Regions from separate parts of the Homo sapiens genome. Here region 1 is linked to region 2. Evidence: read pairs that join two places in POLR2A ChIA-PET (ENCODE). Cell type or tissue: PC-3. All regions are shown on one strand. Links, peaks and the distances in the headings refer to the core of each region. The heading gives the core; the rest is flanking DNA.

Region 1 (7,020 bases), core at 4,376-6,875, 430 kb after region 2:
GAGGAAAAGCCTAGTTCTGCACATTTACTTCCCACTTTGACCATTTGGGGGCCTGGAAATGTGAGATGACCCATAAGGAGTGAAGGCATCTCCATTCTCTGGCATCTCTGTCTAGCTTCCTTCAGGACACAACATGAGGCTGGTCAGAAGCAGCCTCAGCCCTGTGGGAACCATGCCTAGGTCTACCAACTGCTGCTGCAGTTCTCCCTCCTACTGCTTGAAAGTGCCATCCGCATTCGGTATAGAGCCCTTGCTCTATAGGTGCAAGCCACCTCTATGAGGTGGGTGCCTTGAACTCTTATCACAGTCTGACACCCAAGCCAAGATCCTTACTGTGGAGCCTGCAGAGATGCCATGATCGGTTGAGCTCTGCCTGCACTTGTTGGAGCTTCATGTGCACTGGACACAGCATATGGTACAGAAGTGACCATTGTGTGGTTCACGCCAAGAGCTTATGCCCTAAAGATGGTAACTGGGTCATCCCAGTTATTCTCATCCCCACCCTGGTCCTTGGTACACAGCAGGTGATCTATAAGTCTTTCTTGACTGCCTGCCTGCCTGCCTGTCTGTCTTCGTGAATCCATCAGAGCATCTAGCTGAGGAATCTCAGCACCAAGATATCTTGGGAATGCCTTTTTTTTTTTTTTTTTTTTTTTGAGATGGAGTCTCGCTCTGTCCCCCAGGCTGGAGTGCAGTGGCACAATCTCGGCTCACTGCAAGTTCCACCTCCCAGGTTTACGCCATTCTCCTGCCTCAGCCTCCCGAGTAGCTGGGACTACAGGCGCCTGCCACCACGCCTGGCTAATTTTTTTGTATTTTTTTGTAGAGACAGGGTTTCACTGTGTTAGCCAGGATGGTCTCGATCTCCTGACCTCGTGATCCGCCCGCCTGGGCCTCCCAATGTGCTGGGATTACAGGCGTGAGCCACCGCGCCCGGCCCTGGGGATGCCCTTTCTTACTTTATCTGCCTTGAAGGTTTATCCTCTGTTCACATTTGTTTTTCAGAGGAAGTATACCCCAAAAGATAGGGTGTACTCTGCCCTGAAGAAAGGGCAAATTCCTGTGAAGCCAGCAAGAACCTGCCTGATAGCTTGCATCCTTCTAACCTGGTCGAAGGCTAACCTTGGATTCCCCAGCTAAGCAGAGTTCCACAGCCAGGCTAGACTCTGGATTACTTTATCCCCCTGCCACAGTCACAGTTTTCCCTTGTCATGCTTGGTACAATTTGCCCATCCTGGACACAGATTCTTTTATCCTCCTTCCCCCAAAGTCAGGACAGGGAGCTCTAAATGGTAGCTTTTCCTAAAGCAGAGAGGAGTGGAGACTTAGGTTCTCACCCCAGTTCTGCCTCTACCTTGAAAAACAAGTCATTTTGCCTGTCTGGATCCTAGTTCTCTTCTGGAAAAGGAAGGCAATCCCTGTGGGGCCCTTGAGAGGCAGTGTGTGGAGAGGCTGCAGAGCTCTGCCACTAATTTCTGAGCCTTTCAATCTTGAACAGGTCACCTCAAACCTATGTTTCAGCTGCTTCCTACTCAAAATGGAAATAATAATATCCACCAAATAATAACATGTACAAAACACTTAGCAGATAGAAGATACTTAACAAATAGTAGGCTTGCTTTCATTATTTCCTGCAAGAGTTTCCTGTTAATCACCTGGTTTATTTGCATGTGCAGGCCAAACCTTTTATGATAAATTGGACCGTGTCTTGTCCTTATTGTTATTGTTCCACATAGTTTCATTTTGCCTGATATTATTTGGGGTTTAGAAATTTTTTTTGGCTGGGCGCGATGGCTCATGCCTGTAATGCCAACGCTTTGGGAGGCTGAGGTGGGCGGATCATCTGAGGTCAGGAGTTTGAGACCAGCCTGGCTAACATGGTGAAACCCTGTTCCTACTAAAAATACAAAAAAAAAATTAGCCGGGTGTGGTGGTGCGTGCCTGTAATCCCAGCTACTCAGGAGGCTGAGGCAGCAGAATCGCTTGAACCTAGGAGGTGGAGGTTGCAGTGAGCCGAGATCGTGCCATTGCACTCCAGCCTGGGCAACAAGAGCAAAACTCCACCTCAAAAAGAAAAAAAAAAAAAAAGGCCAGGCATGGTGGCTCATGCCTGTAATCCCAGCACTTTTGGAGGCTGAGGCAGGCGGATCACAAGGTCAGGAGTTCGAGACCAGCCTGACCAACATGGTGAAACCCCGTCTCTACTAAAAATACAAAAATTAGCCAGGCTTGGTGGCGCACACCTGTAATCCCAGCTACTTAGGAGGCTGAGGCAGGAGAATCGCTTGAACCTGGGAAGCGGAGGTTGCAGTGAGCTGAGATCGTGCCACTGCACTCTAGCCTGGGCAACAGAGCGAGACTACATTTCAAAAAAAAAAAAAAGAAATCTTTTTGTGTGTAGGATTCTGATGTTGTAAAGAGATAAAGATTGATGCTGTCAACTTCTGGCCTGAGTGGGCAGTGTGCATAGCTGCAGTGTTCTAATAGCCTGTTTTCTCCTTTCTGTCTCTCCAGCTGTCCCTGGGACACCCCAGTATGTGGACGAGCAGTTCCTGTCACGCCTCTTCCTATTTGTGGCCCTGGTGATCATGTTCTGGCTCCTGATTGCCTAATGCTGGGCTCCTGCCTACATCCGTGGCAGGGCTCTGGACTGGTGACGTGCCACCCCAACTCCTGGTGTTTGGCTTCCTGGCTAATCTTGACTCCTGGAATCAGTGGGATCAGTAACACATCAAGGAGTCTTGTTTCTTCATCAGAGCTTTGGAACTCGAGACCAGTTGGCGATGACCCCTGAATATCGCCACCGCTGTAAACACTCTATAACTTCAGGCCTTGGCATTGAGTCATCTCTCATGGGTGACACCATGAAATCTTGTTTCAGCCAGTTCTGCAGGTCCTGACTCTGCAGAGGGAAGAGGCAGAAAGAGAGAAACTGTCAGAGTATAATTTCACCTGAGTTTAATATTACAGAAACAAAGGGATGCACCAAATGGTATTTCTGGAAATTTTCATGTCTTTAAATACCCCTTGGTAAGTTGCTTCTGAAGCCAGTGGGGGCTCCTCAGATAGAGAGGTTCCCCTTTCAAATCCCAGTGCCGCTCTGTTCTCTTTCCTTCCCCTCCCACTCCCCCTCTTCTTCCTCTGTAGAGATGCAAGAAATTGCTGTCCCATAAAAATCATAATTGCAGTAGCTAAAGCTGGGGTCACTTCGTGAATTCACCAGAGACTCAAAGATCTTTTATTGGCTCTGGGCTGTGCTCAGTGTCTTTGGCCTCAGAGAACAACTTGAATGACTTCCTGGTTTCCTGGCATAAATTATTCCTGGTGAGACATGTGGCTTAACTCACAGGTTTCCCATCAGCTTTCTCCCTAAAACTATGTTCATCTGCCTCTCTCTGCCAGAGAACATACAGCCGAGAATACTGCCGAAGCTGAGACTGACTACTGTGCATTAGGAAAGACCTGGAGTCAGGACTTTGGTGGGATTTGGAGCTCCGAGGCAGTAATAACTGAACAAGCAGCCCTGTCCCCTAGGCTGCAGAAGCTTGAATGCATCCTCTCCCAGAACCTGCCACAGGAAACTGGGGGCTTTGTCAGGTCAGCCCAACTGCATGCAAAAGACCACCATCCTCAGAAGCCAAGTTGTCTTTTATGAAGAGGCAAGGAAAGGGGAAACCCACATGTGACCCTGATTTTGGTATGGCTTGATAGAGTTCCCTGAAAACTCCTTGTATGTGTGCTAAAACCAGGGAAGCATGTGACTGCCAAGCAGGCAACCCCTGATGATTTGTAAAGCCAGGTGGCAGGGCCTTGGGGAGCCCCAGCACAATGATATTGTGTGGTCTTCCCTCCTGTGGAATCGAGGGGAAATTATTCTTCCCAATACCTTGATTTGATTTTCAGTTTCATAAGCTTCTTCCTCTGAATCTTATTGAGGGACTATGGTACCAAGCAGGTAGGACTGTTCACCTGGTGGAACAGTTCTTGCTCTGCCTTCTAGGCTTCATCCCAGAAATCCAGCCTCTTTCTGGAGACCCCAAAGCTGGAGGGAGATGGGCTTTCCTCTGGGCCTCTCTCCTACTTTGCCATCCACACTGCTCCTGGCTAACCCCAGCAATAACCAACAAATGGTAGGAAGCCCCATCTATTGCTTTTTCTCAATTATGACTGCATAGTTTATGGAAACAAAGATCTTGAGGAAGATGAGGGAAGCCCTCCCCTCTTCACAGTCCCCATCTCTTCTCCTTTGTACCTGTCAACACCAGAGTTCAGTGTTTAAACAGACAAAATATAAAGTATTGAGTAGGTGGTTCATATGCCGAATCCACTTGGTAGGAAGAAACCACCAGCTTTATAGTGTGCCTGATAGATTTTAAACATTCCTGGGCACCCACTCAAGAGTGCTCTTTTTATCACCTTCTGGAAATCCGCAAAGTTGCAGGGGCCTCTGGAGTGTCTCTTCTCTAGAGAGAATTGGTGGGACCCCCCTCAGTGCAGTGGCCCCAACTAGTGGAGGGAGAGAGGACTTAAGTCAGATGGACTCAACAGAAATGGGTTTCCAGAAGAATAATGAAAAGTTGTGGGTAGGAAAATGAATCATTTGGACTCTTCAATGAAATGGAGTGAGCCCAGGAGAGCTCAGCCAACAGAGGCACTCTGGGAACCTGTTAGTAAAGCCAGGCTGGCCAAATGCCATTTGATTTTGAACCTCGTAGGTCCCCACTCACCCTCTGCCAGGAGCTAAGTAAGGCAGGAGAGCTGACTTGGGACTCCTGGCTCGGCCCCAACAGGGAGCCCCCTTCCCACCATCCCTCGGCAAGCTCACCACCTCATCCTTCTGCCAAGGCAGCTTTCCTTTCTTTTGTGTGTTTTCTGTGTTCTTAGCCTCCACCCTCCTCCTGCCACCCTTGTGGACTAGGACCAGGTCCTGACCCCAGTCAGAAAATGATGATATGTACAGTGGCACACCTTAACCAGTCACTAATTTTCACTGTTGTGAAAGTGATTTGATTTAGAATTAAACAAATGGTTTTACATTACTATGAGCTTGGACTTCTTGTCTGTGTTGTGGAGGGCGAGTGGGTGGGGAGTAGTCACACTGGTATGCCCTCCTGGAGGCTCCTGTGCATCCTCCGTAATGTCACACTGAGAACGAAAGTCTTCAAAGAAGCTGGGCATGACTTATGCCTGTAGTCCTAGTTACTCTGGAGGCTGAGGCAAGAGGATTGCTTGAGCCCTGAGTTTCAAGGCTGCATTGAGCTATGATCATGCCACTGAACTCCAGCCTGGGTGACAAAGCGAGACTGTCTCTTAAAAAAAAGGAAAGAAAGTCTTTAAACGACTATTGATAATTAGAGATGATAAATGTAGGCTGGAGGCCTGGCTTCATACACAGCCTTGCCCAATATAAAACCTGTCTGACAGGCAGCCCCAGTCCTGACAAGTACATGGCATTCCTGAGCTTCGTAAGTGACAAGCTGCCACAATAGAGCTTAGCTTGTCACTTATCAGAGCCTTTAGAACAATCAGGTTACTCACTGTCAGCGTCTCTCCATCTGTTTAGTAACAGGGCAGGTGGGCTGTCAGCCAAGTCCTCTCTCTCGAGCAGAAGGTGTGTCCCTCCCTAAGGTTCCTTAGTAGCAGGGTGTAGTGTGAGATGGAAGATGTTGCTGAGGTTACAAATCTGGCCCAGCCTCAGCCTTCCCAACATGCCAGAGCTACAAGTAATTCCTCTGAAAAGAGCTTTTTTTCTTCCTCTTAGATTTTGATCTAACAGTTATCAAATTGAATAGTACCAAGATACAGTGGGGAATGCAAAGGTGAGGGAACTTCAGGAGCTCATAAGCCCAATGAGAAAAGACCAGGTTTTTTTTTTTTTTTTGAAAGATTTTAATTTTAGGCCAGGCATGGTGGCTTACACCTACAAACCCCAGCACTTTGTGAGGCTGAGGTGGGAGGATCGCTTGAGGCCAAGAGTTTGAGACCAGCCTGGGCAACACAGGGAGACTCCATCTCTACAAAAATAAAAAATATTAGCCAGGCACAGTGGTGCATGCTTGTGGTCCCAGCTACCCGGGAGGGAGGCTGAGGTGGGAAGATCACCTGAGCCTGGGAGGTCAAGGCTGCAGTGAGTTGTGATCATGCTAGTGCATTCCAGCCAGGGCAACAGACCCTTTTAGAAACAGGGTCTTACTCGGGTGCCCTGGCTAGAGTGCAGTGGTGTGATCACAGCTTACTGCAGCCTGGAACTCCCGGTCTCAGTAGGTTCTCCCACCTCAGCCTCCCAAAGTGTTGGAATTACAGGTTTAAGCCACCATGCCCGGCCTTAGGTTTTTGTTTTCGATGGGGAAAAAAAAAAAAAAACAGTAGTAGAACAGGACAATAAAGCCTCCATGTAGCCATAACCCAACTCCAGTAACTATCAACTCAGATCAGTCTTGTTGCATCTATACCTCCCGCACGCTGTTCCTCTCCCACTGTCTGAACTATTCGGAAACAAACCCCAGTCATGTCATTTATTAAGTATTTCGATATGCATCTCAAGTATTTTAAAAACAAGCAAAATATGCCGGGCACGATGGCACACACCTGTGATCCTAGCACTTTGGGAGGGTGAGGCGGGCGGATTGCCAGAGCTCAGGAGTTTGAGACCAACCTGGGCAACATAGTGAAACCCCGTCTCTACTAAAATACAAAAAATTAGCCAGGCGTAGCGGTAGGCGCCTGTAGTCTCAGCAACTCGGGAGACTGAGGCAGGAGAATCGCTTGAACCCGGGAGGCAGAGGTTGCAGTGAGCCGAGATCGCACCAGTGCACTCCAGTCGGGGCGACAGAGCAAGACTCCATCTCAAAAAAAAAAAAAAAGCAAAATACCTTTAAAAAATTTCTTAAAATCATCATATCCAATCACATTGTTCAGATTTCCCTAGTTGTCTCATAACTTGTGTAGTTTCAATTGAGATCCAAATCAGTTTCATACATTGCTATTATTTGTCTCTGAATTTTTTTTTTTTTTTTTTTT
Region 2 (2,500 bases), core at 1-2,500:
TGGGGGGGAGGTTGTTTTTTTTTCTGAGACAGTGTCTTGCTCTGTTGCTCAGGCTGGAGTTCAGTGGCGCCATCTCTGCTCATTGCAACTTGCTGCCTCCCAGGTTCAAGTGATTCTCCTGACTCAGCCTCCCGAGTAGTGGGACTATAGGAAGGCACCACCACACCTGGCTAATTTTTGTATTTTTAGTAGAGATGGGGTTTTGCCATGTTGTCCAGGCTGGTCTTGAACTCCTGGCCTCTAGTGATCTTCCCACTTCAGCCTCCCAAAGTGTTAGGATTACAGGGGTGAGCCACTGTGCCCAGACTCATTTTTCTTTTTCTTTTCTTTTTTTTTTTTTTATTTTTCTTTTCTTGAGACAGGGTCTCACTCTGTCACCCAGACTGGAGTGCAGTGATGTGTTCTCAGCTCACTGCAACCTCCACCTTCTGGGCTCAAGCAATCCTCCCACTTCAGCCTCCAAAGTAGCTGGGACCACAGGTGCATGCCACCATGCCTGGCTAATTTTTTATTTTTAGTGGAGATGGGATTTCACCATGTTGCCCAGGCTGGTCTCCAACTCCTGAGGTCAATCGATCTGCCCGCCCCTGCCTCCCAACATGCTGGGATTATAGGTGTGAGTACTGCACCTGGCCTAATAAATATCACTGTTAATGGTGCATGATATTTCATTAAATAGATACAGTGTACTTCGCTGAAACATTTTTGAAAATGTTTGCCAGTTCATTCAGTTGCATTCTGGTTGTTGGCAATATTTCTCTACTATCAACAGAAGGCACTGGGACAAGCATTTCTGTGCTCACTTTTTTTTTTTTCCTTTTCTTTTTTTGGAACTGGTGTGATTATTTCCTAAGGGTAAATTCTTAGAAAAGGGATGGCTGGGTCAAGTGCATGCTTCACATTTTGATACTGTTGCTGAGTTATCCTCCATCAATGTTGTTCCAGTTTACACTCCCCTTGGCAGAAAATGCATGGCTTAGTTAAGGGAAGATACTTCCTGGAAATATTCACGTTAATCCTTTCCCCTAGCTCAAGTAAAAGTACCACTACTGCCTAAGACCATGGGAACCCACCTCTTGCATCAGCGTGACCTGGATGTGAGACCTGGAGTCAAAGGAGATCATTTTGGAGCTTTAAGATCTGACTGCCCCACTGGATTTGACTTGTATAGGGCCTGTGGCCTCTTTGTTTTAGCCAATTTCTCCCATTTGGAATGGCTGTATTTACCCAATGCCTGCACCCCCATTGTATCTAGGAAGTAACTAATTTGCTTTGGATTTTACAGGCTTATAAGCAGAAGGGACTTGCCTTGTCTCAGATGAGACTTTGGACTGTGGACTTTTGAGTTAATGCTGAAATGAATTAAGACTTTGGGGGACTGTTGGGAAGGCTCGATTGGTTTTGAAATGTGAGGACATGAGATTTGGGAGGGGCCAGGGGTGGGATGATATGGTTTGGCTGTGTCCCCACTCAGATCTCATCTTGAATTCCCACATGTTGTGGGAGGGACCCGGTGGGAAGTGGTTGAATCATGGGAACGGGTCTTTCCTGTTCTGTTCTCATGATGGTGAATAAGTATCACGAGATCTGATGGTTTTTAAAAAGGGGTGTTTCCCTGCACAAGTTATCTTCTCTTGTCTGCTGCCATGTGAGACGTGCCTTTTACCTTCCACCATGATTGTGAGATCTCCCCAGCCACGTGGAGCTGTAAGTCCATTGAACCTCTTTCTTTTGTAAGTCTCCCAGTCTTGGATATGTCTTTATCAGCAGTGTGAAAATGGACTAATACAACTACTCTTCCATCTGTAAAGAAATGCCTGGTCACACTGGACTGAGGGTCTCCCAGATGCAGTAGCAGCTCAAGGCCATTGCTTGATAACCAGATGCTGGAGAAAAATGCCATAGTGCCCACAGTGACAGCGCATGCAGCCCTCCTGCTAAGGGAGGGCCAGGAGCAGTCAGGGAGAGTGATGGCAGCAGCTGGGGAGAATAGGCAGACAGAAAGCCCTATTAGTGAAGCTGGGCTGGTTCACACACGTGCTCATCAGTCTGGAAGCCCAGGAAGCCAGTGGGAGGAAATCGATGCTCTGTCTTTTGGAGGAGAGGGAGGAAGAAGGAATTGGTGAAAAAAATGATCCTCCACTATTCACTTCAACTTGATTTTCTATGCTATTAAAAATGTTATAGTGACATTAAAGGAGCTTATTTTATTTATTTATTTATTTGAGACAGAGTTTCACTCTGTCACCCAGGCTAGAGTGCAGTGGTGCAATCTCGGTTCACTGCAACTCTGCCTCCCGGGTTCAAGAGATTCTTGTGCCTCAACCTCCCAAGTAGCTGGGACCACAGGCATGCACCAGCATGCCCGGCTAATTTTTGCCCTTTTTTTTTTTTTTTTTTTTAGTAGAGATGGGGTTTCAACATGTTGGCCAGGCCATGGTGAAATAAAAACAATGCCATGATCCTAGCCATTGCTGTTTCTTTGGGACCTGCTCATACT

What was found. Peaks named below come from ENCODE experiments on the same cell type or tissue, not always from the same donor. Only the 100,000 strongest peaks of a DNase experiment are listed, where the experiment ranks them.
Region 1: POLR2A ChIA-PET joins it to region 2 with 13 read pairs; 1 of 35 experiments calls an interaction of 5 or more read pairs at or near these places.

What each region holds. Positions count from the first base shown.
Region 1 is chr22:31,201,975-31,208,994 of GRCh38, forward strand. It overlaps RNF185 (ring finger protein 185), which reads left to right. Exons shown (of 7, transcript NM_152267.4): 7 at 2,515-5,045. The coding sequence ends at 2,612. Among named protein-coding and RNA genes, the nearest start is that of LIMK2, 6.8 kb to the right of the region's middle. In PC-3, for the core only: no CTCF peak of the experiment used is centred there; a DNase peak (open chromatin) is centred at 5,507; H3K27ac peaks cover 316 bases.
Region 2 is chr22:30,775,789-30,778,288 of GRCh38, forward strand. All of the region lies in intron 2 of OSBP2 (oxysterol binding protein 2), which reads left to right. Among named protein-coding and RNA genes, the nearest start is that of MIR3200, 45 kb to the left of the region's middle. In PC-3, for the core only: no CTCF peak of the experiment used is centred there; no DNase peak of the experiment used is centred there.